3 separate regions of the Mus musculus genome follow, and regions 1 and 2 are each linked to region 3. Evidence: chromatin loops called from intact Hi-C (ENCODE). Cell type or tissue: gastrocnemius. All regions are shown on one strand. Each heading gives the region's core, and the rest is flanking DNA. Links, peaks and the distances in the headings are about the cores only.

Region 1 (10,578 bases), core at 1,542-9,541, 150 kb after region 3:
TCCCTGATGATAAAACCCATGTCATAGCTCTTACCTCTCCTGCTCTTTAGCATATGCCCATCACATAGTAGGTACTTAACTAACCCTGCTTGACATGCAATCCATACACACTGACAAGGAAATAATTCAAATGGCATTTTGCATTTGACACAAGTAAGTATTGGCACTATGAGCTTCTTCAAGGATAGAGAACTGTACTTGTAGTGTTATGCTTATTATAGGGACTCAGTAAACAGCCTAAGGTAGACTCAAGTATTCTCTAACCCACAGACATCAGAGATCAACCAGAGGGCAGCCACTAGTACAGTCCCTTTGGTCACGTGAGCAGCCCCACTGCCTCTCAGTAATGGATGGAATGTGCACGTCAGAACTTGTTCAACAGGGTGGACATGCTCTGTTAGTCCTTGAAAACACAAGAGTCATTGTGCATACAACCCAAATTCCCATCACCTAGACATCAAGTAGGCCTCAGCTCCACTACCCTGGCAGGAAGAATTTGCCTGAAATTAAGCAGACTGATGCCTACCCTCGCATTCTGAAAAGAATACAAGGAGATCCCCCACCTTGGCATCAATTTCCCAAGAACTCTAGGCTGCTCTGGCCCTGGGCAAAACCAAGGAGTAACTGTTGTTATTGCTACTGCTGTTGCTGCTGCTGTTGTTGCTCTTGTTGCTGTATTTGCTGTTGTTACTGCTGTTGCTGTTGTATTTTTGCTGCTGCTGATGTTGCTGCTGCTGCTGTTGTTGCTGCTGTTGCTGTTGTATTGTTGCTGCTGATGCTGTTGCTGATGCTGTTGTTGTTGCTGTTATTGTTTTTGTTGTTGCTGCTGCTGCTGCTGTTCCTGTTGTTGCTGCTGTTATTGTTGTTGCTATTGTCCTTATTGCCGCAACTGTAGTTTGTCATGTGCCGTCATCTACCAGATGACTCGATATTTAGAAGTTGAGGTGTATTTCATATGAATTACCTGCTTCACCTGAAGGACCTTGTGAAAAGGTCTTCACATCCAGCTGATAGTGTGTCTGTCTTTAGTACACAAATATCATCTAGTATTGTTAGACCTGCTCCAAAGGATTAAGATGAAAATCAGCCCATGTCACCAGTCATCTTCTAAAGAAACAGTGCCTACTCTGACTTCCGAGTGTATTCTTCTAGATTATCCCCTTGCTGGAGATAAAGAAACCAAGGCCCAGAGCAACTAGTGATTGTCTCACAACACATACTTAGTAAGTCACACCGCCTCTTCATGCATCAGTCTGTGAGTTTGTGGCTCCTAAACTGTCCATTAGGTGGATTTTGATTTTTGACTCATAAAACTTCACAAGAATATAAGTTAATGAAACCAGGGAAAAATCAAAACCTAAGCTGAAGACCTGGACCCCACAGACCTCCCACGTGGAGATTACTGCTCACCTGGGTCAGCACTACAAAATATTTCCCTCCCTTGCTGCTCTAAACCAAGCCTCATCCCCAGGAGCCACTCCTGCCTTCTCACAGGAGGAACAGACCCACAGTTCCTGCTGGTCTCCTCTGTCAGATGTTCCTGTGTTCCTCCCATTCCTTCAAGACCCAATGGCATGACAGCTGATCTAACGAGCTATGCTTCTGAGTGCCAAAGAAAGATAAAAATCTAAAGGCTGATACACAGCCTCCAGAAAGGTCACCCTTGTGGCCACACCACAGAACGTCCAGGGATAGTAAGATCTGAGGTCCCTAGCCTCCTGCACCATCTAAAACATCTGGAACAAGTGGTAGGTGAGGAGATGAAGGTAAGGAGGAGTGTGTGAGCCTGTTTTTAATCTATCTTCTGTCTATCTATACCTGCAGTCAATTCTAGTTTATAAATTTCTTGTGGTAAAACATGGACAGTAAAAATAATAAAGTAAAGTAATCATAATATACCAAAATAGTTTAATATATACTATAGTAAGATGGCAAGCATCAAGGACTTCATTATATAAGTCTATTACTAAGTGAATGTTATTTGAACATACTATCACCATACCTAGGCAGTCAATCTTGTAACCCAGGAAGCTACCAAGGGAGTAACATATGGGTAGCATATACAGTGTTCATATCCTGAGTAGTACAACCTGGCCAGTGCAAGCTGTCATGATAATCCTCAGAATGGCATACAGTTTAAATTGTAAATTGTGTATTTCTGGAATTTTCTCACTAATGTTTTTTGATGGCAGGGTATTAGAGCTGAGAAAAGTGGGGCCTTAGGTGAAGGAGGACTCCTGTAACTGTCTTCGCCTTTGGAAAAGGCATTTCGGACATGAGGAGGCATACGTTTGGTATACAGAGTAGATCAGGGAAGGGGTTAAACTGGTAGAGTTAACAAGGAGTCAGCTACATTTGAGACTAAAGAAATGTTACATCTTTGGAAGAAAGGATCCCAGAAAGGTAGGGCAAAAGATGCTTTTTTTTTTTTCAAAAGATGCTTTTCATCTGACACTTGGTGGTATTCAATATCTTAGGTCAATAATATATGTTCATTTGCATTTATCAACTATTACTAAGATGATCAAAAGGAAGAGGTCTCCATGTGCTGTTAGAAACAAAAATTTACACCCATGCAGAGGACAGGTGAGGACACAGCCCCAGGCTATGACCCAAAGCCTGGTGACTCAGAAACATCATCCTATGCTACACATTCCACAGGGATGAGTTGTTATTGAAATGGCAATCTCTCTGCTCATTCCCCCAGATTTGGACATTTTAAGCCTTGACACTGTAATAAGGTAGCATTTGACTTTTAATTGCCTTGAACTTCCGTTAACATTAAATGAAGGGAGGAAATGGGAAGGAAAATAGAACCCTATCTGTACTGCTTTCAAGTCACATAATTGTACATTTTTGCCACACCATTAGTTTCCAGCCTGTAAGCCCTTCCCCCATCACCACAGAGATAAAGAAATCATTCTGTCATTCTGTAAGTGCAGCCGTTTGCAGAACTCTAAATACTCTGGAATTAAGAAGAATTATGTAACTTTTTAATGTAAGGTCTATCTTCTAATTGCCACCTGTGCAGGAGTCCTTGAATCGCGTACATATTTGGTCATCCACTTGCTTTTTCAAAAAGCACTCTTTCCTCCTAAAGGATATGACGTTGGAAGACTTAAGCAGCAGTGGCTGGAGTCGCCCAGGAGCTGAGCTCTCTCCCTTTATTTATGGAACAGAAAACAGCACCATCCCGCCCCTAGCCACTCCTAACTCACAGATGACCTCAGAGGCTTGAGCCTTCCAAAAATAAAACCTCACCTAGCTACTTTACCACACCCACAAAAACTGGCTCCAAACTTTCACCAAAACACTTGTGAATCATAAAAATGAGAGCTGAGTGACTGAGGTCTTTCGCTGTAACCATGACTACAGATTTTTGGAGGACTCAAACAAGGATGTGATCAGATTGGATGTACAGAAAAGTATGAGTGGTACCCGTGTGCACTCATGGACCCTCGACCTTGGAAGCACAGCTCCTGATGACTGGGATTCATAGAGACCTGGGAGGGGGTGCGGGGGGGGGGGAATCCCTACCCTACTTAGGGTTCTAATTCTACATTTAATTCCATCTTTTAAATGCAGTTCCTTAAAATTCCATTTTGTGACATTTAGATTATGGGTCCCTCCCCCTCCCTTGGTGTTCTCTTTCATGTCTTTTTTGTTCTTCACAAGAGTTTTGAGGAATATCCAGGGCAGGTAATAATCTCATTTCTCAGACAAGGGAGAGGCTGGGATTAGATTGAAACCTCACTTTGCCCTTCGGGGCTCCAGAAAGCTTAGCTGATGTTGTCCAGGGTCAAAGACATGAGGACAACTGAACTGGAAGTAGACCTGGTTCCTCTGGCTCCTAGCTTAGCATTCTCTCTACTTTGCCGCGCTACCAGCATTCTGCACAGAGCCTGGGGATATCTCCATATGTGCTAAGTCTTCTGTAAACCTCCCTCAGCTTTATCATTCGACTGATCAACCAGAGACCAAGCACAGCCAATGAGGAGGTGCCTGCTGTAAGACTGGCTGGCCTTTTGTCCTCATCTGTATTTCCCCGCTGCTGTGTGGTTCTCTGTACAGAGATGATAGCAAAGAGAACATGCAGTGTCATTCCTACTCCAGGAATTTTAGAATTCAGGTTGCAGGCTCTAAATGCCTCCAGGGACCAGGTAGTGAACAGGAATAGATGAAACGGGTATCAGAGAGAACTCTGGCCTTTTTAAAGCTCCACAGACTGTGCCTTCATGAGAAATTAGTACAGCTCAATATTAAACTTAGCTAAAAATTGAGGATTTTATATAAGAGAAAAGGAAATGTGATTAGTCATCTTCATATTAAGACGTAAGTGTGCTGGGTACAACTCTTGAAATGCAAGTGGACATTATGCCTATCATGGAGTCTCATGCCTTGGAGAACTGTTGTCTTCTGACATATGTGGTGTTGGATTGAACTTCCCTCCTGCCATGTGTGGTCTTGTTAAAATCCAAGCCCTCAGGAGGTATAGAACATTAGAAAGGCCCTGGCTCAAATCCAGGTCCCCCCTACTGATGTATAGTTTAGGGCTAAAGAGATGGTGCAGAGCTAAAGAGTGCCCCCTTATCTTGAGGAGACAGAACCTAAATTCAGTTCTTAGCACCTACCTCAGGAGGCTCACAGCCACCTGTGACTCCTATTCTAGGGGATCCGATGCCCTCTTCTGGCCTCTGTGGGCACTGCAAGTGCACAGCACATAGAAGAGTAGGCAAACGCACAAATACATGATTAAAAATATCCAACCCCTACCCTGACCCAGAGAGTACATTGTGGTATCATGAGTCTTCTACTAACATGGGTCCCTAAGCAATTGTGTGAAAAAATAGAATTCTTCCTCCTTTCCCTGACTGCAAACTTCATTGCTAGGAACTAGAAAGTGGGAAGCAAATCCTTGCTCTGCAACCATCAATATCCCAAATTCTATTTGCTACTGCATTGTTCCTCGCTTACTCTGTGTTTTTAAGTTTTGAAGACTTCTCGAATAATCTAATGGGTGTTCTGTATCTTCTTTACAGCCAGTTGCACAGTCAAACATTTTATATGAAAATTCTGTATGGTTAGTGGCCGTATATATGCAGTAATTCCTATAACCAAGAGGCTGAGGCATAAGAATCACAGGTTACAACCCAGTCTATGGTACAGAAGAAACTGACTGCCTAGATATTTTCAATTCATACTTAGATATAAAAGGATACATATCTCACTCTTACAAAATAGTTGCATGTGCATGTACGAAATATTGCTTATGTTGTAATTATTCATTTTCTAAATAACTTTGGAAATAAAAGTTAGTGACAATCTGAAAAAAAAGAAAAAAAAAAGAAAGTGTGAACTCTTTAAAAATCACAACATAGCCAGGCAGTGGTGGCGCACGCCTTTAATCCCAGCACTTGGGAGGCAAAGGCAGGCAGATTTCTGAGTTCGAGGACAGCCTGGTCTACAGAGTGAGTTCCAGGACAGCCAGGACTACACAGAGAAACCCTGAGTCGAAAAACCAAAAAGAAATAAATAAAAATAAAATAAAAATCACAACATACATATCATCAGGAGTTTTCCACAGGATGTGGCACATGCAGGAGTTCTCACATATTCCAGGGAATTATTGGGTGGGAACCCATCATCCGAACAAAACAGGCCCAGAAACTGAAGTCCTTGGTCTCCTGAGAATGGTGATCACAGAACAGAGGAGCTACAGACGAACCTTTGCCTTCTGCTGGGATTAGATTGAAACTCATTTTGCCCTTTGGTAGCTCCAAGGCTTTGGACCTATTTCTTAATCTCTGATGGCCTCAGTTCCCTTGATGGAAATAAAAATGATTAACTTGAGTTATTGAATTAAACCTTAATATAAAGGCTTGATAACACATACACAGAAAGATAGGGAGGAGAGAGCTGTACACTTAGTAAGAACTCAACAAATGGTGGCATCTGATTCTACAGATCACCTATTCTCCTGAGGTCCTAAGACATTTGCCAGTGCTCTCTTTGAAGGCTTTGGCCTTCTGAAGTATCTAAGTCAGAAGCTGGGTCAAATGAAAACAAGTAGGTATTCTGGCTGAAACAAAGAAGAGAAAGGCTGGTACTGATGTACAAAACAAATCCCCCAGGAAAAGTGACCCTGGAGGTCAGGAGGGCCAAGGGAGGGAACAGAGTCAGGGATGGATAGGAATAAAGACACCAAGATAGCAGAGAGAAAGGGCCAACTGTCCCTGCCCTGATTTCCTGGGAGCTGCTTAATGCACCTTTTAAACCAATTCAGTGGAAAACAGATCAAACAGAGATCTGAGCAGAAAGATTTCCTAACAAAAGGATGCCATAAATACTATGCTCAAGGTAATTTTAAGGCACCCACTGCATGAGGTGTAGTACGTGCTTCACATATCATCCAACTCCTTCCACCTAGAAATGTGTTCTCTGGTAAGCCACTCAGAAGATCCTGGCAGTCCACATTCCACCAGGCACTGTGCTAGACTTGGGGACAAATACTGTAGCACAATGGATAAACACCCCACCCTCTAAGGCATATTTGCCAGAGGGACAATCTGAACCTAAAGCATGGGAATGAATGCTCCCAGACCCTCTACCATGATGGCAGCAGAGACGAGGTCCTTCCTTGCCTATACATTTCCTGGCTTATGAGAAGAGCGGTTAGGAAGCATCTTCCTTATAACTTGCTCAAGGCTGGAGATGCTGTGTTCTCCACATGAGCACAGCTGGACGTTCCAAGGAATCAGAGAGACATGCTTCCCAGGAAGTGTGTCTAAGAGCAGACCAAGACGAATGAGCTGTTTTCTGGGTCCAAGGCACAAACCCTTTGGAGATAACACAATTAGTATGAGCAGAAAAGGGGGGGGAGGATCAAGACAGTGAAAAATAAAGAAAAAAATCAAGGAATTGGAGACTACGGACCTTCAGTTTTTCACATAATAGAAAAATCAAAGAAAGTTCAAATAAAACCCATTTTAAACTCTTTTCTTTGTTCCTAAATCATTCACTAATTATTTCCCTGGTATCATCTTCAAGAAGAGGCTATCTCTGACTTTCCCTGTAAGTCCTAGCATAGCTTAATTAATACCTGATTGATTGAGAGATTGACTCCTTTGAACCTGAAGTGAAATGGAGCTTTTTAATTTTCTTTCCTGCTGAACCTGAAATAGAGTATATAGCAATTAGGAAAGGGCCCCTTGTTATCTGGAAGTCCCAGCTACAATGGGCTCTTTGTAACTGAGCACGTGGTAGTAGGTGATCATTTAGGAGCTGATAAAACATACACCACTCCCTACTGCTTTCCTGATAATGGGATTTTCTTGGTCATTATTTCCCTCTCAAATGAATTTTGTGGCCGGAGTATCTGACTGGACAGTGCTAAATGGGTGGGCAGTTATCATCAAAGCTCAGCTCTAGCCGTGAACACTGCTCACCTTTTACAGGCTCCAGTCAGTACTTCCTCCCCAGCGGCTCGAATGACTGACTCCTGTCCAGTCAGGATCTCATGTGCTTTTTCAGAACCCCTGGGTTAACTTCATTCATTCACATAGCTACCTGCCCAAATCTGGGCATTGAAACAGAGTATCCAGACAAAAAAGAGGAAGTCGAGGAAGTCGGGCTTTAAACAGGTACAGCTCCACCAACAGGGAATCATGTAGTTAGGGATGAGAAGAGAAAAGGAAGGCGACAATGTGAGGGAGGAAGGACAAGAAGAGGATAAAAGAGGAGGAAGAAGAGGAGGAAAAAGAAAAGACAATGAGAAGGAGGAAGAGGAAGAAGAAGAAAAAGAAGAAGAAGAGGGAGAGAAGAAGGAGAACCAGAGTTAACAGCAAATTTCAAAGTGAGACACCATAAAGGCCATGAGATACGATGGCAGGAAGAGCCCCTTGTTGAGGTATCATGGCAGGAAACTCAAAATTCATCTGTGCTTAGACCTGGCTATTATAGCATATTTACAGCAAGCTCTGAGATTGCATGGACTGAGCAAAGAGATAAATTGGGTTTTGAGCAAACAGAGAGTCCTGGGATAGGACACAATGAACAAAATAGAAAGGAATGCAATACAACGTCAGAAACAGTAACAGGGATGGATGATGGAGGCGGGGACCAAATGATGCAGCCAGGGTACTTATGATGAAGGTGAGACCGGATGATGGAGGCAGGCAGATGATGGGGTTAATAAGTGGAATCTGATGTAGCATTTATCTCTTATACTTCATGTGAGGGGCTGACTTGGAAAGTAAGCTAGGGCTGGGAGCACAGTGGTCTGTTCATGTGGGTACATGAACAAGAGCAAGGGAAACAAGGCACCAGAAAGACTGGAAAGGGGGTTTCAGCAGTAACCCAACTAACAGGGAGCAGTGATCTAGCCTTGGAAGTGAGGAGACATGGATAGGTTTGGAAGGTATTTTGGAGTTAGAATTCAGATGATAGGGTCATTATTTTGTTCAACTTAAATGTTAACAGAATCCCTTTATATGTCAAATATTCATTATCACTTATTATATGATAAGCACAAGGCTAGATCTTCAGGTCACACAGAGGAGTGAAAATCTCGGCCTTTTGGGGGCTTGACATAAGTACAGAAAACAAGTCAGCCAACACAAAAATGGGTGAGACTTACATAACCCTTTCAATTTTTCTGAATTCCTGTAATTTCTTACAGAAAACAAAATTGTAATGCATTGAGATCAGAGCTCTAGTATGGGAATGCCTCCATGAAAACTCAGAAGGGAAAGCAATCAGTTCATGGGAGACAGGAGGTCTAGAGTCACACCTCAAGGGAAGGCCTGAATAGCCAGGAGTCCAACTGAGGAGTGAATGGAAGGTAGAGCTGTGAAGACATGGGGCAGATGAAGCACTGCCAAGCAGGGCAACAGGGAAAGTGGGAGATGGTCCTGGGAACACAGTAACAAATGGAGGACGGCAGTAGGGTAGATGAGGCTGGGGTGATAAGAGGAGCAGGTCACAGGAGACTGGCTGTCGATGCTAGGGAGTTGAGATCTCCATATCATCATGGGTCAAGCAGTGGGTACAAGTCACATTTAGAGTCTAGAAAATTAAAGGAATGAAAAAACAAACTGGAGACCAAGATGGGTTTCAGCACTTGAATGAATACATCATCAAGGGGTTTGGGTATGCCGCACCTCTTCCTCTCAGGACCATTCCCTTGACATTCTTCTCACCCACAGGGCCTGAGCTCACTCTCTAAGCCCTGCTTCATCTTTGATTCTCACCTTTGGCACGTGTGCTACCTTCCGCATTCCTGGATGCCCTGTTCTGTGCTTGCTGCTTCTGCCTTCTTGGGGGAGGGTTCCTTGTCCATACCTCTATGCATACGTAGATCCTTGTCATCCCTTGAGTCACCTCTGCAGAGACCACTGTAATCACTTCATTTATAGAAGTGAGGACACATTTGGGTTTAATCTCTGCTTCCTTGTCTACTGTCCTCTCCTGTAGAGAATAAGTTGCTTAGCCACATCTCTCTTGTTCATGAGCCTATTGGCAGGGCCTAGTCTTCTCACTAACAAACTAAAGGAGTCACACCAGTGGCCCACCTCAAGAGTCTTCTAATCCAGGAAGTGCATTATAATAAAGCAGCTTTTGATTGTTGTCCTTGCTAAGGTTTTACTGCTGTGAACAGATACCATGACCAAGACAACTCTTATAAGGACAACATTTAACTGAGGCTACAGTTTCAGAATTTCAGTCCATTATCATCAAGGCAGTATACAGGCAGGCCTAGTACAGGAGAAACTGAGAGTTCTACATCATTATCTGAAGTCCACTAGGGGAAGACTGGCTTCCAGGCAGCTAGGACAAGGGTCTTAAAGCCCACACCCACAGTGACACACTTTCTCCAAACACAGCCACACCTCCTGATAGTGCCACTCCCTGAGCCAATCATATTCAAGCTTCCGCAGTTATTTTTAAGAACTCTAGGTACCTTAAGCATTTCAATATTGATGATCAATTTGTATTTTTGTTCAGAATTGTAAGCATAATTGCAGCATTGATTCTGGAGAAAAATACCATCTATTTTCTTTCAACAATCAAATTCTAGTCATATATCATATATGTGTGCTTTAGGGCAAGAATGAGCCTCCACCTTGTATTATAACTAGTTATATGAAGCAGTTAATTAAATTGGAGAAATATGCTTATTTTTATAATGTCCAGAGCTGGGATTCAGAAGTAAATATAATGTTCTGCAAGCAGATTATTTGCCGCCATCCAGCAGGTTTTGTACAATGCAGTTCTTAACAAGCCTTAGAGGGTACCTGTATGTTCCAGATTAGCAGGGTAAGAGCTGTAACTAAAATACAACACAGATCAGCAGAGTCAACAACCACTGGCTAAGTAAGGCTCTGTACTGAGCCCTCACAGTCAGTGGAGCTTGTTTTGTGAACTGTGTGATATCATAACCTCAGGGATTTTACAAGGTGGGTGGTTTGAGAGCTGAGACAAGGTTTGGGCAGCCGGAGTCGGGTAAGGTATTAGAGATGATGGGAGTCAGGAACTGCTCAGTGGGGTTCTTTGCAGAGAAAAGAAAATGTATATTCCATA
Region 2 (10,578 bases), core at 1,754-9,753, 170 kb after region 3:
ACTCTGCAACTCGTTGATTCCTTCTCTTTTCTAAGCATAAAGACACGGACACTATGAAAATAGACAGACCATTGCTATTGCATTTCTCTTGAATTGTCCATTTTGCTTTCTTCAGGTGTTCCTGGTGGCATGCCCAAACGTGAAGCTGAGAGAAAAATAAATTCCAAGTGTCTAACACTGTGTTCTGTGACACCGAGGGCTTGTTAGATAATTGACGATCCTCTGGCCCCACACTAGACCAGCACCATGGAGAGAAACAGTTCTTTCTTCAACTCTGTCTGGGAAACCATCCGGATCAGACACGAAAGAGGCGTCTTCAACACAGTCTGCCTGGCTGTGCTCCTGGGGTTGCCCCTGGTGGTGGTTCTCACCCTCTTCTTCATCTGTTGCCATTGCTGCTGTAGCCGGCCACCTAAGAGCAACCAACAGCCAGACCAGAACAAGAAGAAAAAGAAAAAGAAGAAGAAAAAGAAAGATGAAGACCTCTGGATCTCTGCTCAGCCCAAGCTCCTCCAGATGGAGAAGAGACCATCACTGCTTGTCTAGTGAGCAAGGGGGCAGCGTGTCCTCCCCTTGGAGCCGAGCCTCCTTCCAACCACAGAGACTTGGAGGAGCCTTTAACGTGATGCATTCACTCCCACAGATCACTCAACCAAGGGACAAATTTCAGACTACGCATCCCAATGGATGGGGGCGGCGTGTAGACAATTCTTACTCTGTCTTGGCAGCTATGTGTCCCGTATCAGTGCCCCAAGCATGGACAGCAGTTTCTGGTATACTCCAGCACAAAAGCACAGAAAGTATGTACATATGCATCTTAGATGGCTTTCAACTCTGTTTGTATCATATGTATGCACATTTGGACAACAGGTACATGGGACAGGATATTCTATTTATCACGCAGCCATGTAATATATATTTTTGCTCAAATATATATACTTGCAGAAATGTGTTATGAGAAGATATGTCCAGATTTAGGCACATATGTGCAATTAAGAAGCCATGGTGCAAGGCCCTATGCACTGTCTGTATATCATTCAGGTTGGAGATGGGTGTGTTCTATTCCTACATAATGTTTTACTGGAAATACATTTGGACATTCTAAGACCCTGGTACAGTCCCCACTTCAGTATATATTGATACAGACATAGCTAGTGGTTTCTATATGCTTCTGACCTTTTGCCTATACCTGAAAGTTTAAAGTATGGCTCCAGATACACTCAAAGCTCTTTGCTTGCAATTCACGACAAGGTCCTCATTACCTCTAACAGATGTCTAATGTGGCCCAAGACCTCTCGGGGACATTACCCCATAACTACTCAGCAAGGTGCCCTTTTCTAAGCAGTGATGAACAGCTCTTGGCAGTGACTATGAGAAAGCTATGGAAACCCACATATTCACTTCACTGGATTGCAGGTGTGTACCCACGAGATGTAATATAGAGATAGAAAGCGTAAGGAGAGATGCCTCGCATGAGCTAGCTATAATCCGTGTGACCAAGGGCTTCCAGAAAGAAACCAAGTAAGATCATCCCAAGTCCAGTCTCATAACCATCACACATGCACACATACACTTGCACATGCACACGCATACACAACACAACACATACCAGAAGCAATCCTGTGTTGGTAGCAGTGCATAATGTATTGCCAGTGGGAGGTAGAAGCCATAGTTTAAATGAAAGATAAAACTATAAAGGTATCTGTTGCTATTTATGTTGATGCTCAGGCAAATGTCTTGTACACAGTAGGTACTCATAACTGTGGATGGATATGCAATGATGCTAAGGATAACTTGTAATACCTCACAATTCAACCTGAGTGACCTACTCTTTTAAGACACGCCATTAACTGCTACAGAAGGTGAGGCAAGGCATTGAGACCAGGGTTGATTGACATATGTGCCCTGTGGTACCTGAAGCCATGCCACTTTCTGAGTGGAAGAGAGCCTTTCCTCCCCAGTCAAAGAAAACAAATTGCTTGGCATTTTGATTGTATTGTGGCCATGTTACAAAGGCAGAGAATTCCCAGCTTGGAAGCGATTATACTCCAACGGCTCATTTGCACATCTACTGGGGAGCTCTATAAATATTGTCCCCATGGAGACCATTATAGACAGTAGAAAAATCACTGTCTAATTAATGACATAGCCAAATTATGACATTACAGCAGCAAGAAAAAAATTCCCAAAATTGATGAGACTGTATGAATGTAAAGTTGTACTCTACTTGCTCAGCTGGGCCACCTGGTACTCATGTCTACTCCCGATGTGCTCCAGGCCCTTGGAGGGTAGCTACCTAATGGTGGCTACCTGGGCCTTCTAGCAGACAGTCACATTTCACCCGCTCATCCTACATCACCTCAATGCCACTAGGCACTCAAGCCTTCCACCCTCAGGCCTCTTTGACCAAAGCAACACTTCCTGATTCTCTGCCCCCTTGTCACATAGGGAGCTGGTTGTGGATTACCTGGCTGTCCTCCGCATGTCACAGAATGACCAGTCTTCTCCCCTTCTCTGCCAATTGGTACCCACCAGATGCTCTTCCCACTTCTCTCAGTTGCCCTAAGACAGAAGACTTGGGGGTAGAGGTGAAGACACAGCAGAAATGGGATGTCAGATAACAGTCTGCAAGGATGGATCGCCGGAATCAGGGACCATACAAATTACACGGTTTCCGTGACAACTGGCTGCCAGTTTGAATTAAGACAGCAGTCAGTTGTCCCTGATTGCCATAACAAAGCCCCTGACTCTGGACACAAGTGTACCTACTGCTTTCTAACCAAATAGACTTGAGCCAGTTCCTGACATAAACCATCCAGAAAGGCAGTTCCCAGTTGCTTCTATATCCTGGAATCCCAACCGTGACTGGATCACCTCTTCCTGTCGCAGACTCTCCGACAGCCTTGATAGAGCACTTAGGATGATACAGGGCCCATGAAGTGATAGGCCCTCCCATAGACACCAGAGAGCAGAAGCCCAAAGTATTGCTTGGTGCCCTGTCGCCCTGCCTCACCCTGACAATTCTTCTCATATTACTGCTTCTCCTTGCATCATGCCAATTCATTCCTTTATGACTCTACAGACACTGTTTCCCTTGGTCTATTCCAGAGTTGCCACGGATACAGTCCTAGGGTAAGGTGCTTGGGACTTGTGCCTACCTGATCCATCTGGGGACAGTAAGTTCATGAAGAACCTAAGAGGCCCCAGGGGGCTGGAGGAATGGCTCAGCAGTTAAGAGCACTTGTTGCTTCTGTAGAAGACCCAAGTACCAGACATGCATGTGGTACACATGTATACATGCAGGCAAACCACTCATACACATAAAATAAATCTTTTTCGAAAATTTGAAAAGAAGATGCATAAAGAAGAGACCTTCTCAACTGGCATGGACTTGGGCATTGGGGTTGTCCCCACCCACACTGGACTTCTGGCCTGCCTTAGTCACACTCAGAAACAGTCAGAGGGGTCTTTATCCAGTGTCCAATAGACTTTTTTTGATTTCTTGGGAAGAGGAAAAAGAACAGGAAGATGTAAAGAAAAGCCAGTCACTTTTTCAAGAAATGAATCGCTCATATGAATGATCGAAGCTGTACAGTATTTGTCAGTGTTTTGTTTTCTGTAAAATTCAAATACATATAAAAGTTTATTTAAATAAATGTTTTGAAAATGAAATCCTCCTCGCACGTTGGATTGAGTCACTGGCTTACCGCTGAGATATTATTCTCACACAGAATTGACAGAAGCAGAGGCTCTTCCTGCCTGGTCCCTGGCCTCCTAGAATCTCAGGTCTGAGGACCAGAAATGTGGCATCTCTCCCTTCTACGCAAAGCAGGCGACTTTGGAAGCTGAACTGAGCAACAACGGCTGCAGAAAACATACTGATGTTCCCTGGCGACACTTAGAAAACATTTCTCCACTGAAGTCCATGTCTTTCATAGGAAAAGGAAGAAATAACCTTTGGGTTAATCTGGTGCTAAGAAACAAAGGACCAAGGGACACAGATACCTGTGTCTATGTGCATGTATTTATATAAGCACATTTATCCTTTTTCTAAGTCAACCACAACTTTGCCCTAGTTAGAAAATGAAATGACTTGGATGCTCTTGATTCCTTTCCCAACAATGCTTACCTAGAGTGCGGGCCAACAGAAACAAGATGGTGAAATGTTCCCGACTGGCACTGCCCAATCTGGTACTATTAGCCACATGTGGCTCTGTTCATTAAAATTAAATTAGATTAAAAGTCCAGAGCTCAATTATGCCAGCCATATTTCAAGCACTCAATAGCCACCCTATGGCTAGGAACACCACCCTGAATGGCAGAGGCTAGCATCTTGTGGAAAGAGTAATTCAGTGTTAGTGAACAGCTGCGCTGTTTAACGGAAGCTTGAGAAGGAAGACCCACGGCGCAGCTGCACACTTCCTGTCTTGCCCAAGGCAGGCTGTTTCGCAGTTTCGGCTGATCCTTCAGCTTTTCTCCTATCACTACAAAGCTATGACAACCAGGGGACAGAGTATTTTCATTCAACCTGCTATTCAAGTCTCTAGAATATTGCGAAAGTTTCTGATGCAGAGGAGGGGCCGCCCAGAGGCGATAGTGCAACTCCCAGGCATCTCATTGGCTCACCACCCTTCCAGCTCCATCAGCTCTGCCTGCTCAGGCTCACCCACACTCGGAGCGTTAGGACAGAGTTGCGCAATGCAACCATCCATTAGCATTCTCAACTGACTGGAGTACTCTGCTGCCTGCTTGCCCTTTGCCCTTAAGATTATTCTTGAATTCAAAGTCACAGGCACACAAGCTTGAACAGCAGCAGCAACAAAACTCCCTTCGGACAACTTACTGTATCGGTCATAGGTTCAACTTATTGAATTGTTTTCAGATTCCCATGGGGCCAAGCATCACGATTTATTCAGTAATGGCAGGGCATGCATATCAAAGGATTTTAGCTCTTTCGAGGTGCCAAGTCCACTGAGCCCATACTACAGTATTTGTCCTGAAGGGTCACAACTGGCCTAAAGGAACAAACCACAACCATATAACGTGTTTGTCACTTTCCCAGAGGGACACATCCACCAAGACTAGCATCAAGTCAGGCTGGCAAAGAGTTGCACTGGGTGAGCGGAGAAAGGATGCTATTGGCAGAATAGACGAGAGTCCCTGAGCACCGAGGGCTGGGGCTGAGGACTAGGGCTGTCCAGATCCTGGGACCCACACCAGTTCTCACATGTAATTTATGCCTGTGATGTTACCTCCATATTAAAACTTATCTTCAGAAATTAAATGGAGAAATACATAAAAAAAAAAAGAAAAACCACTTAGCACTGAGCCTGGCTTAAGTGCTCAAGTTAAGTGTCATTAATGAAGGAAAACCATGGTTTGTGTTCTAGAAATCAAAAAAGAAATGTATGGAGGAAGGCGTGGAATTACCCACACTCCAGCAACCTCCTTGTCTTTCACCAGCCTTTCTCTCTCTTCCACCCATGATCTGTCATAGTCCTCTTGACAATTCACAGAAAACCAGCCTTACAACAGGCTCTTCATATCTCCTAGTGAGGAAAAAAAGCATGCAAAAGTTTCGAATGCTGTTGGTGCAGAGGTCTCAGGTTTGGTTCTCAGGCCCTCATAGCAGCTAACAACCATCTGTAATTCCAGTTCCAGGGGAGCCAACATTCTTTTCTAGCCTCATGGGCACCAAGCATGTGCCTGTGTATATACATATACAAAGACAGAAAACACTTGGGCACATAAAATCAAATAAGTAATTCTAAAATAAATCTTTTTAAAACGTTAAAAAAGCTGGCAAGCCAAATATAATAAGAGCTAAAGTTTACAGGCTTCAGAACTATTCTTTGCTGTCTTTATATATAATTATATAGAAGTTTGTCTTCTATAAATGAGCAGGGTTTTATGAGCTAACCTGGTAACCTTATTTATATAACACTGGAACTGGAACTTAAAGTGTCCTCAGAAACAATTCACTCACAGGGGCATTTTAGGAAGAGTTTTGAAATATCCCTGGAACTTTCTACACACTGACCAGCCTAGCACACTGTGATAGAGAGGTTGCAGGCTAGACACAACCAAGAATGAGCTAGGCAACCCCTTCCAGGGGGTGCCTGCTTACCTGTTGTGTTAATCCAGGTAGAAACACTGCCGGAGAAACCACTAAGTGCAGGTTGGATGCTGACTTGGCCCCACTGGGTAACTCTTAAGACAGAGTTACCCAGGAAGGAACAGAGAAGTGGGGACCCTTCCAGAACCTCCCTTTGTGGGAGAGTCTCTCTTGATTTGAAAGGCACCTGATAAGACAACACTGCCATCTACTGGCAAGAGTGGATATAGCAGCCTGCTTGCCCCAGACTGCAGGCGCCAACCTGATTGATTGGTTCCCATCATCTCTGTTGATCCTCTCCTTGACCCTGGTGGAAGACCTAAGGTAGTGAAGACATGTAAGTTTTTTGGTTTTTTTTTTAAATGGGAGGACCTTTTCTAATAACTAAGTTTCACCAGCAGCTTTTCACCACGTTTTCTTCTAGTTCTTTGCATGCCTCCTTGTCTGCATGCTCTCTCTTTGCACAACCCACACCTAAATTGTGTGTGTGTGTTTGTCTGTCTCTGCCTCTCTCTCTTTATTTTCTTCTGTTTCTCTCTTTCTCCCCCTTCCTCACTCTCTCCTGCAGTATATTCCAGCTTCAGTAGCCCTTGAATCCCCAATAATTGTAAGTTATAAAACGGAACACTCAAACTCAACAAACACAAATGCCAAGCCATTTCCAGAGGTAGCAGCCGTGACACATAAACATCTTCAAGCTCTGTGGTCACAGGCTGGCCTCTGAAGCCAGTCCTCCCTCACTCCTGCTGATTCTATAGATCCCCTTCTGACACAGACCAAGGGACTCAGTACTACTTGGAGAACTATTACAGCAGCTGTGAGCTGGTCTGCGAGCCTCCCCACTTCCCCCTAGACCACACCCCTTGTGGATGGGCAAGGGGCACAGACAGAAGGAATGACTTCTGACTTTCTGAATCACAGTGGAGTAACTATGGCTGACAAGGACTAACTGTGTATTCCAAAGCAACCGGTAGAGAGGTCTATGCATGTTCTCCACACCAAGGTATGATATATGTCAGCAGTGATAGAGATGCCTGTCACCTGCGCTGACCACTTCACATATACGTGCATATTGGAATGGCATGCTTTACCCCACAGATTTGTGTCAACCAAAGATAACACAAGGGCCGGGAGATAGCTCCGTGGAAGAAGTGATTGCTACTCAGGTGTGAGGACTTGATGGTTGGGCATGGCAGCCCCACCTGAAGTAAATCCTTATACTCTGGAGACAGAACAAACTGGCTGGCTAGACTGCCCACATCGGCGAGTTCTGGGTTCAGAATAAGAGCCTGTCTCAGGAAATGAAGTAGAAAGTAGCAAAAGGAGACCCAGGGTAATGTCCTATATACACACTTGTCCATACATGTGAACACACATGCACACGCATGCATACACACACAATTTTCTAAGTAGTTTTCAAAATCCCCACTCTGTGGCCCTCCTCAACCTGTCACCAAACTAATATTTCCAAAATACAAGCCTCCCGTGTCACTTCAAGGTTTCGAAGCCTCTGAGAGCTCTCCGCCATTCAAAGGCTTATGTGGGAACAATGACTCTCACCCCTGAGTTGATGTTAGAGGCCCCTGGGGAACTTTGAAAAGCTCAGGTGCGTAGAACTCACTAGAGACCCACTGGAATGGGACCTGTGAAGGGGCAATGAGCAGAAGGACACACATCAAAGCTCATGCTGGCTCTGAATGGCAATGTGACCTGACAGCCATTGCAGCAATGACCCCCTGCCTGTCCTTCCCACTGGCTCCCTGGGCTCCTCAACCACTGAGAAGCCACACTGCCTCCCCCATACTGTCCATGTGCAGCCTGGCTCTCTCAGATGTCTGGCTGCTTCCCTCATGACTCAGTCTGTCTTTCTATGTGGGACTGTGATGGGCAGCCTATTTTGGTTGAATGGGGCTTGCTCCAGTGACCCAATAGAGAAATCTACAAGGGACAGAAAGGCGAGCCACATTCACAGAATCAGGTGTCTGTCCATAATTCTGTGACTAAGTCACACCAACAATGTCCCAAGCTTCTGGCATTCTGACTAGACTCCACCCCACAGTTACCTGACTATAGCCTAGGTACGCTCCTCCCCACAGTTACCTGGCAACAGCCTGATAGCCCAGCCCACTATAAGAGGGGCTGCTTGGCCCCCTCCTCACTCTCTTAAGCCCTCATCTTTCTTACTCTCTAGTTCTCTTTCTCTCTTTCCCTTCCCCCCTCTCTTCACATGGCCATGGCTGGTCTCTCTCTCTTTCTACCTTCCCTCCTTTCTCCCTGCCTTTCTACAATAAAGCTCTAAAACCATATGTCTCTAATTATCAAGGCCTGCCGTGCTTGAAGGATGGGATGGGCCGAGTCTAACATCCCGCCAGAAGGCCATCCTGTGCTCCAGCCACAGACCTGACCAAGGACTCTCACCCTTGTGGGAACCATCCAGCGCCCCTCCCCCTGCCCATTCCTCCCCTCATCTCCAGGGCCAAGTGCTGCTGGGGCCCCTATTCTGTTCTCAGCTCCTCCACCATATCCAGCGTGGGATACCAGAGGCTGAGAACCTGGTACCTGGGGCTGCCCCTTGTCCACCACCCGCCATTTGGGGTCAGTGGCTTAACACAGCCAGATGCCCACCCAGGGCCATGTGAAAAGCAGTCCACCCGCATCTGCCTGCCCAGAGCACCGGAACTCCCTTTCCCCCACACCCACGGCCCTGCATTTCTAGATCTGATGCCATCACTACAGCCCCCTAAAGCCTTTGTGGTGGGATTAGATGCACACACACACACTCTCTCTCTGTCTCTCTCTCTCTGTCTCTCTCTCTGTCTCTCTCTCTCTCTCTCTTAGTGACTCACTTTTTCCTTAAACCACCACCGTCCTGACTTGTTTTCTATCTTCCAGAAGTTCTAAGAGTTGACCAGGGCCAGTAGCTTGGTTGCTCCTCTCTGCCCTGTGTATGCACAGAATAGATAACACTTTGGAAACTTTACCGCTGTTTGTAGGACAGATGCTCTGCTCCTGGCTTCTAGTGTATCCTCACTTCTCACGTCCCCTTTCACATTGGGCCATCCTGAAGCATGGGATGGCCTCCTTTAAGCTTGGAATAAACTGCTGGATGGACCATGCTAGAGCAAGGGGCAGCATGCAGGAAGGGTGGGGGCTGGGATGTTGCCCACTCTATAAACACTCTGAAATGAACTTCCCAGATTTCCTTTTCTGCTCAGAGTAAACTATTTGAAGGTCAGCTGAAATTTCTCCATGGCAACAAAGGACCTATAAGCAAAAAGATGCTAAAACAGCTTCAGTCTCCCACACAGGTCAGTTCAGTGGCCAAACCCTGGGGTTAATGAACCTAAGATGGGCATGGTGCCATCTGGTGCCATCAAAGCCTCCTCCAGAACAAAGACTATGGGTCACTGATTTGGCTATAGATCTGCACAGACATAGAGAGGCCAGCAATCCTAGGAGCAGTTAGAATGAGTCATAACATCTGAAGAGGGAGTCCACAATCTAGCCTGTGATGGTTTGAATAAGAATGGCCCCATAGGCTTATATATTGGAATGCATGATCATCAGGGAGTGGCACGATTTGAAAAGGATTAGAAGGTGTGGCCTTGTTGAAGTACGCATAGTCTTATTGGAGGAAGTGTGTCACTGGGGGGGGGGGGGCTTAAGGTTTCAAAAGCCCAAGCTAGGCCTAGTATCTCTCTCCCTTCCTGCTGCCTGTACATCTGGATGTGGAACTCTCTGCTACCTCTCCAGTACCATATCTGCCTGTGTGCCGCCCATGCATCCTGCAGTGATGATAATGGACTAAGCCTCTGAAACTGTCAGCCAGCCCCAATTACACGCTTTCCTTTATAAGAGTTGCTGTGGAGATGATGTCTCTTCACAGCCACAGAACACTGACCAAGACAATGTCTTAAGCGCGCTTAGCAAGCCTGCAAAAAGTTGAGTGTATTGCTATTGTGGGCCATCTCTCTGGGAAGAAAATAACAAGAGACGGCTTTTTAAAAATCAAACAGTTTATTTGTGTTTTCTTGAGTAGGAATTTAAGTTACTTCAAAGGTCACTGACTTGGTTACAGAAAACTTTCCAAAATGACACCAAACACGCAAGAAAGATGATGTGAGGAAGCTTCCAGTGTGGGGAGCAGGGAAGGAGGGAGTCTGAGGGCTGATGGACCCGGGGGAGGGGAGAGGCATGGAGGTGAGTGAAGTGGTGGGGGGGAGCTGAGGGGACCAGTTATTTAGAGAGATGGGTTATTTAAAGTTTAAATGACTGCAAATTTATTTACAACATATGCAGATCTATGAAAGAACTTATGCAAATGTCTGGAAAAGGGGCAGTTAAAAATAGCAATAAAATGGGAGCTTTGGTCTCTAGAATGCTAGAGACTAGTCAGAACTTAACTATGACTGCATCGTGGCCCCTTTGTAGTCTCTTCATTCTTCATCACACAGGAAGTTTAA
Region 3 (10,578 bases), core at 1,168-9,167:
TATTAACTAGATGGTAGAATGTGTGCATTGTTCTCCAAACCTCTTAGTGGTCTCTCTCTTTACTCTTCCCTCTTAGCGTCTAAAAGGTGGACTCAGTCAGATACTTCAATTCATATTTTACCTGAGTCTAAAACCTTTATTTATCTTATCTATTTCATTGTTACTTTAAACCCTTTTATCTGGGCTTAATATATTTCTGCTGGGTTTTAGTTTCTTATTTTTTCACGTGGTACTGATATTTTTCCTTACCTCTGTAAGTCAAGTTAGCATATCTAATTAAGATGCTATTCTAATAAACTGTACTAGATAATCAATGACACATCAACTGTGTTCTTTGTTTCAGAGTAGCTTTATTCCTTGGGGCATGGATAGATACTCCATCCTTTAAGCCCATTCTCTCTTCAGGTTGACAGGCTCTCCTTCTGGTAGTGTATGTGGTCGAGAAAGACCAAATGCAGATGAAAGGGGCCAGGCAATGAGTTCTCTGTACCAACATAGGGAGAAAGAGTAGACTTCAAAACCCTCATCCAGCCTGGGCTATCCCTTTAATACTGTTTTGTCTAGCTGTTTATTTCAATAAGAATAACTCTGGCCTCACTGAGCAAATTGAAAACTTTATTTCCTTTTGCCGCTTCTGTTTCTTGAAAGACATTGTATAAAACTAATGAGAGTTCACCTTCAAGCTCTCAATCTGTTCTCACTAGCGAAGACATCTGAGCCCGGAGACTCTTGTTAATGTGGGATTTTTAACTACAAAATAAACTTTGAAAAAAATAGCTATCATACTCTACACATTATATTATTTTAGTTTGGGGGACATCTAGGAAATGGTGGTATTCAAGGAATGGTCCTCTTCTTTAAGTCACTGAACGTATTTATAGAGTAGTCACACTAGTGAACAGGGCACAGATACATGGCCACCCTTTTTTGAGAGTAGTGAATCCTCTTGAACAGTATAACTATTTACTGTAGATTATACTAATTGGTTCTCAATCTATGAGTTGTAACCCCTTTGCGGTCATATATCAGATATCCTGCATATCAAACATTTACATTACAAATCCTAACAGGCAAAATCACAGTCAGGAAGTAGCAATGGAAATCACTTTATGGTTAGGGGTCCCTACAATATGACACACTGTACTAAAGGGTCAAAGCATCAGGAAGGTTGGGAAGCATCCCTGAAAGATGATCTTATAAATGCTACAGAAAAATCTCACATGTCACTAGTCACAGGATTTTATTTGGCCCATTTTAAATTGTGTCATTGCACATGTCTCAGAGAATCTAATTTTGTGTTCTCTGTTATTATCATAGGGGATGGATACTATCACTCATGTGACACTAAACATCTAATAAATATTGATGGGGCACCTATTTCGTGTCAGGCTCCGTTCTAAATGCTAAGGATAGTGGTAAGAAACAAGTCAGATGCATATCCCTGTGAATTTTAATAATAAAAGATTTCTTTTGCTGGCTTACATGATATAATTGAAATAGTTCAACAATGGCTGCCTCTCACTGGAGAGGTTGAGACTGTATAATTTTGTTTTTTTAAGATTTATTGATTTATATGAGCACACTGTAGCTGTTTTCAAACACCAGAAGAGAGATCAGATCTCATTACAGGTGGCTGTAAGCCACCATGTGGTTGCTGGGAATTGAACTCAAAACCTCTGGAAGAAGAGTCAGTGCTCTTAACCACTGAACCATCTCTCCAGCCCTGTATAAATTTTTACTCAAGGAGTGGAGGCACAGAAAAACACAGTCCCACCGGGTGTGGTGGCACATGCCTTTGATCCCAGCACTCGGGAGGCAGAGGCAGGTGGATTTCTGAGTTCAAGGCCAGCCTGGTCTACAAAGTGAGTTCCAGGACAACCAGGGCTACACAGAGAAACCCTGTCTCGAAAAACCAAAAATAAAAAACAAAAAACCAAAAACAAACAAACAAAAAAAAAACCCCACACATTCCCATCTCCAAAGGGAAAATTTAAGTAATGCTACATATACAAAGATAGAGAAGGGTATCTACTGGCTTCAGAAGAAGGTCCCTCTTCGTACGCAGCATGATTCAGTCACTGTTATCACATCCATCCAACACAGTGCTAATTAGTTAGGTAAATCTTCAGTTTTCCAATTGGTCTGTGCTTCTCCACATGCCGGCAATACCGTCCTCTACCGGTATGTGGCTGATCTCTGTCAGTTCCTAAAGTAAGAAAGCTTGCTGATCAGCACTTGTCAAATTCTACTCCGTTCTAGAACCCCACCTCTCAGCCCCTCTTCAGCAGCTCCCATGTTCACTGCCCTTCACACCCACTTTGATGCCCTTCTAACCTCCCATCTTGGTCTCAGAGCTTGAAGTCATATTTGTTTTCCCATAAGACCATGAGCCACTTGTAAGACGTCTTTTCTCCTTCTATGTTTTCCCATCTCTTAGCCTGGCATTTAGAAATCAAGGGACATTTTCCTATATGTCTTTTAAGTGAGTAACAAGACAACAAGCTAGTAAATTTGAAGATTATCTGAGAAAATTGAAGTGATGGATTAAGCTCCTATGGGCTAGGCTCTATCCACAGCCTCTGTCTGCACCCCAAAATCTTATCAGCTACTTTGCAAATACGAGCCATTAATTTTAACATAGTTAAAATTAATTCTGTGGAGAAAAACAATACTTTATTCTGCATTTACTGAGAAAACTGCTGTGGCTGTTCGCTGAGGGGCATGCTGACGTCACAGCTTCAGCCCTGATGCTGAGTCCATCAGAGTGGACAGTGGGCAGAGGCTCTCTAGAGCTATTAAATCTGATCATTTTAAAGGCTGGACCCAAGGACACAAAACAAAAGAGGGCTGGGAATGGACAGAGAAGCGTCTCCCACTCCCCACTGGCACAGAGCCATCTGATTGCCCTGTGTGTCATCATGAAGATAGCCACTCACCACTCAGCAGGCAGCCTTTGATGCCCAATACAAACCAATTTCTGAGCAATTCTTCTGGTGAATGCCCTGGGCCTGTGGATCTCACAGTTACATCTAGAAATACTTAACCATAAGACACTTCACTGTGGCAATCATTTGGCTTTGTTTTCCTTCTAACTTGGTAATAGCCATAGCCCGTGCTTAAAAAAAAAAAAAAAAAAAAAAAAAAAAGGCTACCCTATCCACCCAGGCTCCAGTTACTGCACCAGGAGGAAGGAGAGAGAGCCTTCTAGGTATGTGCTTGGTCTAAAATAATTATTAGAATGATCAGGGTTAAAGGTAGATACCTGATTAGATTAAATGGCATCCAGAGAGCTAAGGATCGGCCCTGGTAGTCTTCTAAAACATATGAATTCCAGATCAATTGGAACATGAATGTGTTTTTATGATTTTTAGCTGAGTCAAAGTCCAATACCACCAAAGCAGTAGGGTGAAATCGCAAAGACTAGAATACAAGGCTTAAGCTCAAGGCCAAATATCCCCTCTTCTTTCCATCCCACCCCAAACAGAAAGATGGGGTGCTCAGGATGTTCTTCTTAGAGACAAAAGATTATGAGAGGGAGAGAGAGAGAGGGAGAGAGAGAGAGAGAGAGAGAGAGAGAGAGAGAGAGAGAGAGAGAGAGAGAGAGAGAACAGGAAAGTGTATGTGTGTGTGTATGTGTGTGTGTTTAAGAAGGAGAGGAGAAAAATTAATTCTGTTATTCGCCCAGTCATGTGGATCTAAGCAGGGAGAGCTGGCCAAGAGGCCTCAGGTCACCATCTCATTTACCATTTCTAACTCTTGGCTTCCGAGAAGAGAAAAATGCAAACTGAAAACAGCTCTATGTGAATGAAGCTCTTTAGTCAGATACTGAGTCCTGAGACTGTCTCCCTGCTCGACTTGGTAGACCTGGGATGGAGCACAGGAATCTGAAGGATAAGGAAATCCGTAACTTGAGAGCCCTCAGCAAGCCTTTGCTTTCTCTCATCACATTAAAGGGACAAGTGTGTTAATGGAGGACTAGTGACTCTGAGACAAACTTGGGATGCTTTCGAGGCTGGCGCAAGATGGCAAGAAGCTTCATGTGGAATCTTCTCCAAGTTCCCAGGGAATGAAAAATCCCAGGTTGCTGCTTCTGATAGTCTGCAGAAGCAAAGTGCTTCGTGATTGCCTTTCCACTAATGCCATAGACTAAATTACAGTAAATTGAATCTATTAACAACCAGATGGCCTTGTAATTTGTCAAGGGTAAGGCAAGTGCGCCCAGCAACCATGCATCAACCTCCCACACACTTGGATAGTGCTTCCACCTTCCAGCTAACTATAGGAGCCCAGAAAGCAGGGCATATGGTCCTCCCTCTCCCAACCTTCATCTGAGACCTTTATCCCATCCATCTTTGACACTCCTTAGACACTTATCTCTTCAGTTGATCTTATTCTTATCTCCCAGCTTTAAAGATGAGTGAATGCCTCTTTTATGACAGCATCTTAGATACTTAAAATTCCTCTTCCTCAGAACAAGTCATCTCAATATATTATATGTGCTTACATTATGTCTAACTTTAGAAAAACTAAGAGTGGATCTGAACCCCCTTCAAGTATCTATAACATACATTCTAGTAGTTATCAACGAAGAAGGGGTTTATATAAAATTGTTTACTTCTCTATTCTCAAAATGGATTTGGTTTTATATACGTATTTGAGTGATGTTACTGTGGTGAGTTTTGAGAAAAGTTTTTTTGTGGGGGAATCCATGGACAACTGAGACATGCAGATTTCTGTCTCCCCAAGAAAATGGGCTGGTTTAATGATGATCTCTTCCTTTGGGAGAAACAGTGAACAAGGAAGCAATAGGCTGGATGCCAAGCACATTATATGCTGATCTAAAAGGAAGACCACAGACAGTGAGAGAGGGAAAGGCAAGTAGGCACATTGGTTGCTCCGGAGACCAGGGTCAATAATAGCCTAGATGACCAGAAATAAGGCCAGTGTTCCCAAAGCAACACAGAGAGGAGACAGTCATTCATGTCTGTTCTCTGAAATGAATGGAAACCTCAGGGACAGGTGAGACGTGAGCTTTCATGATGTCTAGGACATGCTGGAGATACAATTCAATAGCTTTAATAAAGCTACTACAAAAGTCACTTTTGATGGGAAAACACTTAATTTGAACATAATGCTTTCTGGGGTAACTTTAGTTCTTGGAGTATTATATGCTTATGTTAAATAAAAACTCAGTCACTCATTGGAAAGATGAAAACCTTAAAGAAACTAGAACACATTTGAAGGTGCTTTTTAAAGATTTATTTCACATTTTATTTGTGTTTATGTCTATGTGTATGCACCTCATGTCTGTAAGTGCCCAGAAAGACCAGAAGAGGATGTCAGATCCTCTGGAGTGGTTATGAGTAATCTGATGTGGGAAAACTTGGGTCCTCTGAAAGAGCAGCAAATGTTAAGCACTGGGTCATCTCTCCATCCCTGGCTGTATTTATTGTTCTAATAGAATATACGCTTGACTAAGCTCTGCAAACTTGAATACAAGTTATCTGAAAAAGCCAGTCAGGGAATCTTTCTGAGCAGTTTCCTTGTCTGTTAACATAAGTCTCAGCTCTCCACTGTCCTGCCTTCCTCTAACGTCTCTCACAAGAATGAAATAGAAACAACAACACATCTTGTGAAATATAAGTTTTATAGAAGCATATTACCAATTCTTGGGTGACTGTACTTGAAGTGTATTGTTCCCTCAAGCTATTTTTGACAGACCTGTGGCAGCAATCTGGAACATAGAACTAAGAGTTAATCTGTCTCTGGGTCAGGTGGCAGGTAGGGGGTAGGACATAGGAGTAAGGGCTTACATGGAGACTACAAAACTTCGGTTGCTTCTTCCTAGAACAGAATGCTTTACAGACAACCTGTGATGGGGACTCTCAGGAAAGTTCATGTGTCATCTTTTTTATGTGACATGCTATATCTAAATGGTTCACTGCCTGGCCTTTCCAAGGGGCTGAGTGTCACATATAGTATAGGAGTAAAACCACCAGGAGGCGCTGTAGTAGCTAACACCTGCGGTTTGCCTCACCCTCCTCCCTTCATGTCTACCTCACTTATACACAGAAACACGGTACTGTATCGTACTGTGTTGTCTGACCATATTCTTCATTGACCCAGAAACCCACATTTACAGAGCACTCCAGCCACCATGCCTCTCATGGCAGGCTGTGCCTTTAATTTCCCCTCTCAGCAAAGTCCCTCCAGTAGACTGCTCTCAGTTTGCCTGATAAGCACAAAACTTATCTCGGAGCAAAGCACTTCAGGATTGAAGCTTCTCTTACAGCTAATTAGGTATTGTTTTACAGATTGGGCTGTTCCTTCTGAAAGATGAGCTGCAATTTATTTCCCCTGCCCTGTCCTTGAATTAAAACTGAACTGTAAAACATGGCCATTTGATTGTTTAGTACAATCAAGAGATTGCTTTGTACAGGGACCAGACATTCATCGCTGTGGTAATGCTGAGCGTGTGTGAGCATCCCTTCATGGCTGCCATGTGGATGACAGAGGCTTTCTTCAGATGCCTTCTTACCTTTGAATAGGTCCCTACAGTGCTTCACTGGCCCATCTCTTAAACAATCACCAAGGCCAAGGGGGAAGTCCTTGTGACCCCCATTTTACTGCTGAGACTGGATGTTCAAGGCCTTTAGCTTATACTCAAGCATCTTGGTAATCAGAGAATCTACACCTTTGGTCCTCAGAGGCCATAAGTCCAACATGAGTTCAGATTTCACACCCACACAGTCTGAATTCACTTAGAACTTTTTACATCTCATGATGAAGGACCAACCACAGGACTCTTTAAAACCTCCTCTGATGCAAGGGTTCCTGTGCATAATGGGGAAGGGGTTTGCAATCCCATAGGAAGAACAATATCAACCAATCTGACCATCCTCCCCCCTCCAAGCCCTCCACCCCCATCCAGAGCTCCCAAGGACTAAACTACCAACCAAAGAGTACACATGGAGTGACCCATGGCTCTGGACACTTATGTAGCAGAGGATGGCCTTGTTGGGCAGGGGTGGAAGGAGAGGTTCTTGGTCCTGTGACGACTTGGTGCCCCAGTGTAGGGGAATACAAGGGTGGGGGAGCACCCTTATAGAAGCAGGGGGAATGGTATAGGGAATTTCTGGAGGGGAAACCGGGAAAGGGGATAACATTTGAAATGTAAATAAAGCAAATATCCAATAAAAGAAAAAAAAGAACCATTTCTAAAAATTGCTTTGGGGCTGATGAGTTAGCCAGCAGGTACAAGGTATTTGCTGCCCAAGCTTAGCAATCTGAGTTCCATCCCCAGGACCCAATGGTGGAAAGAAACAACTGGCTCCCTTGAGTTGTCCTCTGACTCCAAATGTACACTGTGGTCCTGAATGCAGGCACACAGTACACACATGCACCTAATAAGTAAATGTAAAACTTTCTATTGCTTTTCTTCTGCAGGGGGCCGGGTGTTCTCTCATCCTCAAGACTGTGCCCAGCATTTGATGAATGGAGACACTCTGAGTGGCGTTTACACCATCTTCCTCAATGGGGAGCTAAGCCACAAGCTGCAAGTGTACTGTGACATGACCACAGATGGGGGCGGCTGGATTGTAAGTATAAGCTGCAGGCGGATGTCTTCAGGCTTCTAGTATACCTGGCTGGGGACCTGGAGTTTACCATGTCGCCATCCTTCCAGATGTTCCCTTATCTAACCACTTCATTTGGATTTGTCTTGTCACTGCCTTCAAGACCCTCATTCAGTAGGCCACTCACAAACAGAGAAAGGAATAACTGTTTCATTCTGTTGCTAGGATAAACACCATGACCAAATGGGACATAGAGGAGAAAAGTGTTTGTTGGCTTATACTTCATAGTACATCACGGAGGAATGTCACAGCTAGAACTCAGAAACTAGGGCTGTGAGCGTGAAAGAAGGGTACTGGCTCACTCATTGGCTTATGCTCAGCTACTTTTCTTATATAGACCAGGCCCACCTCGCTTGGGATGATGCTATACTCACTGAACCCCACTCTCCCACTTCAGTTAAGACAATTCTTCGTAGACATGGCCACAGGCCAATCTATTGGAGGCAATTCTTCAGTTGAGGTTTCCTCTTCCAAGGTGACTCTGTGTTGGGTTAAATTAACAATTAAAAACTAACCAGGACTCATATGAAAGATGTAACGGCCTAGCTGTAAGATGAGACTGGCTCGCTTTGAGCTCCTGCAAACAGACAGGATGCAAGGTGTGCTGCGGAAAGGAAGGAGTGAGGCACATGGATCCTGCTTACCAGGGGCTGTAGCTAAAGTAAAGAGGAGAGGAGGAGGCCACTCTACAGAAGCACATTAGCTTCCCAGAGTGAGGCAGTTAGTAGCCTTGTCTTGGAGAGTCACATATAGTAGATTAGTTATGGGGTAGAATGTGGGTGGGCCTCTAGTTATGAGAGCTACTTGTGTTACATTCTGTTTTAGACCTCCCCCTAGTTCTTCCCTAGAACTGTCATAGCCTTCAGGAGGTAACAGTGGTAGGGAGAGAGACACTACTTGCTGATACCACCTCCTCTCATACATGATAGCTAGCTTACACAGAGCAGAAGAAATAAGCAGCCTGGAGATGCTAACCACTATGCCCATAAGCAACTTCCTGAAGCTGGCTCTAAACCAAGCAACAGGGGTTGAATCAGTGTGAATGAAACTCCGCCCTGCCCACCCTCCTAGCACTGCTCAGATACAGCACCAGAGCTTTCAGGTTCCAAAATGGGAAGGTTTTCTAGAGTTAAATGGTGACTGCACTCGTAATCCTCTCCGGAGACATTTTCTTTTATGTTTCTGACATATTTGTGCCTCCTTCTTAAAGCATAATTGGAAATTGAAGCCAAGGCTGATGTATTGGAGGTTAAATGAAATTAGCACTTAAACAGCTTGGAAAGTGAATGATATGCAATTGCTTTGCCTGCAATAAGATGATGACAGTGAGTAGATGATTTGAAGTTGGTCCCAGTCCTTCGGTGAGAAATGCTTCCAACTACTCTCTGCAGTGCAAAAAGATTAATTTGAGAATCAGGCCCATTTCCCCTGACTATTGGGAGCTTGATATGTATCCTGAATCTTTTCTATATTGCAGGAGTGCAAATTAGTGTCGATATCACACCCCTAGTCTATTTGTCAGATGCATCAGCCCTTCAGAAAGAAGGGTTCTGAGCATGCCCTGCAAAATCTGCCACCAAAACGTGAAACTGACTTCTTAAATGCTTCTGATCCTAGCTGATGCAGAACCCAGACATATTCATATATTAATTATTAATTCTTGCTTTTTTAGACCATATCCTCTCTCTTTTTCTCTTTCTCTTCACAGGTATTCCAGAGGCGGCAAAATGGACAAACTGATTTTTTCCGGAAATGGGCAGATTATCGTGTTGGCTTTGGGAATCTGGAGGATGAGTTTTGGCTAGGTAGCATTCACTTTGTATTTTCCCTGGACAGTTTGCCCTGGGCTTCTATCCATCTCTCTCCTTTCTGTGTCCATCTGGGATTGTCAGAAGTCTGAGTCCATTGAGAAGTTGACAGCTTGTGAATTGCTTTTGTGCCTCTTGCTCTGTTTGGCTCCACTATTGATCTGTTTTTATCTGACTGTGGTATTTTCCTCTTTGCTCTGTCTCTTCCCATCCTCATTAATAGTCTTTTATGCTGATGGATCTTGACATGAGGCAAGTACAAAGGCAGGGATCTGCCTGGTAGGGAACAGGGCACAGGAAGCAATGAGCAGGCTTGCCCCTCTAGGAAGCTAGGCAACCAGCTAGCCAGCCTGCAGGTCAAGAGAGAAATGAGAAGCTGCTGGGTTCCTGGGAGAGTGCTATTATCTGACTTGGGAGAGAAAGGGGAGGAATGAGAATGGCATTAGAGGTGATTTCCTAGAGGTCTGACACAGCAGGGAGTTTAGATGGAGGTTTCCATGGGCATAGGAAGATAAACACACCAAAGTCAGACTGGTGGAGCTGATGCTAGATCATAAAGCAGTCAGTGTATGAATGCCTCCATTTCTCTGTAAGATTTTCCTAATGGTTGATAAAGGGAGGCAGAAAGGGAAACAAATAAATGATAGTGTGAGATGCTTGCACTTGTTGCTGGCCCACCCCTACCACATTCATGTTCAAGCTTTGATACCTGCCTTACCTTGGGCAGCAAAGTAACAGCCTTCCACTTGGGACCCTGCCTCCAAGACCACCCCATTGTCTACATGGCCAATAGAAGGATCTCCCTCATACTCCAAATCTGAGTGAAGGGTAGCCCCACTTGGTGACGGCTTGGAATGACTCCGTCACTGCCCGGTAGAAGCCAAGCTCCTTAGCAGGCTTCCTCCTCTCCTCCTGCATCCTTCTCTCTACCGCCAAGCACCTTACTGTCCTGCATCCCACTGCCAGGTCATCCATTTTCAAACCTGCACAAGCACTGACATTTCCTCTGCAATAAACACTCCTTTAGCCAACTGTTCCCACCTTGGTGTTTACCTTATATCCAAAGGCCCAGTGAAGAACCTCTTCCTTCATAGAAGCCATACAGACTCTTTTTTTTTTTTCATCCATTGCCTGTG

Evidence for each region. Hi-C counts contacts between places; a loop is a spot of excess contacts. Peaks named below come from ENCODE experiments on the same cell type or tissue, not always from the same donor. Only the 100,000 strongest peaks of a DNase experiment are listed, where the experiment ranks them.
Region 1: it touches region 3 in a loop (4-fold over the local background); 26 of 42 quality-filtered maps call a loop at or near these places.
Region 2: a loop joins it to region 3, with 7 times the contacts of the local background. A loop is called at or near these places in 17 of 42 quality-filtered maps.

Annotation. Positions count from the first base shown.
Region 1 is chr1:160,057,506-160,068,083 of GRCm38, forward strand. The region is part of intron 1 of 4930523C07Rik (RIKEN cDNA 4930523C07 gene); the gene reads left to right. Among named protein-coding and RNA genes, the nearest start is that of 4930562F07Rik, 15 kb to the right of the region's middle. In gastrocnemius, for the core only: a CTCF peak has its summit at 4,691 (motif pointing left); a DNase peak (open chromatin) is centred at 4,607; H3K27ac peaks cover 1,477 bases.
Region 2 is chr1:160,074,916-160,085,493 of GRCm38, forward strand. 4930523C07Rik (RIKEN cDNA 4930523C07 gene) reads left to right here. Exons shown (of 3, transcript NM_001162896.1): 3 at 116-3,672. The coding sequence starts at 247. The coding sequence ends at 546. It overlaps 4930562F07Rik (RIKEN cDNA 4930562F07 gene), which reads right to left and starts at 3,070. Exons shown (of 3, transcript NR_038031.1): 1 at 3,014-3,070; 2 at 2,468-2,575; 3 at 1-412. It overlaps Tnn (tenascin N), which reads right to left. Exons shown (of 22, transcript NM_177839.3): 22 at 10,114-10,578. In gastrocnemius, for the core only: no CTCF peak of the experiment used is centred there; a DNase peak (open chromatin) is centred at 6,327.
Region 3 is chr1:159,905,194-159,915,771 of GRCm38, forward strand. It overlaps Tnr (tenascin R), which reads left to right. Exons shown (of 23, transcript NM_022312.3): 19 at 7,447-7,598; 20 at 9,343-9,439. Among named protein-coding and RNA genes, the nearest start is that of Gm31667, 110 kb to the right of the region's middle. In gastrocnemius, for the core only: a CTCF peak has its summit at 5,987 (motif pointing right); DNase peaks (open chromatin) are centred at 2,901 and 6,015.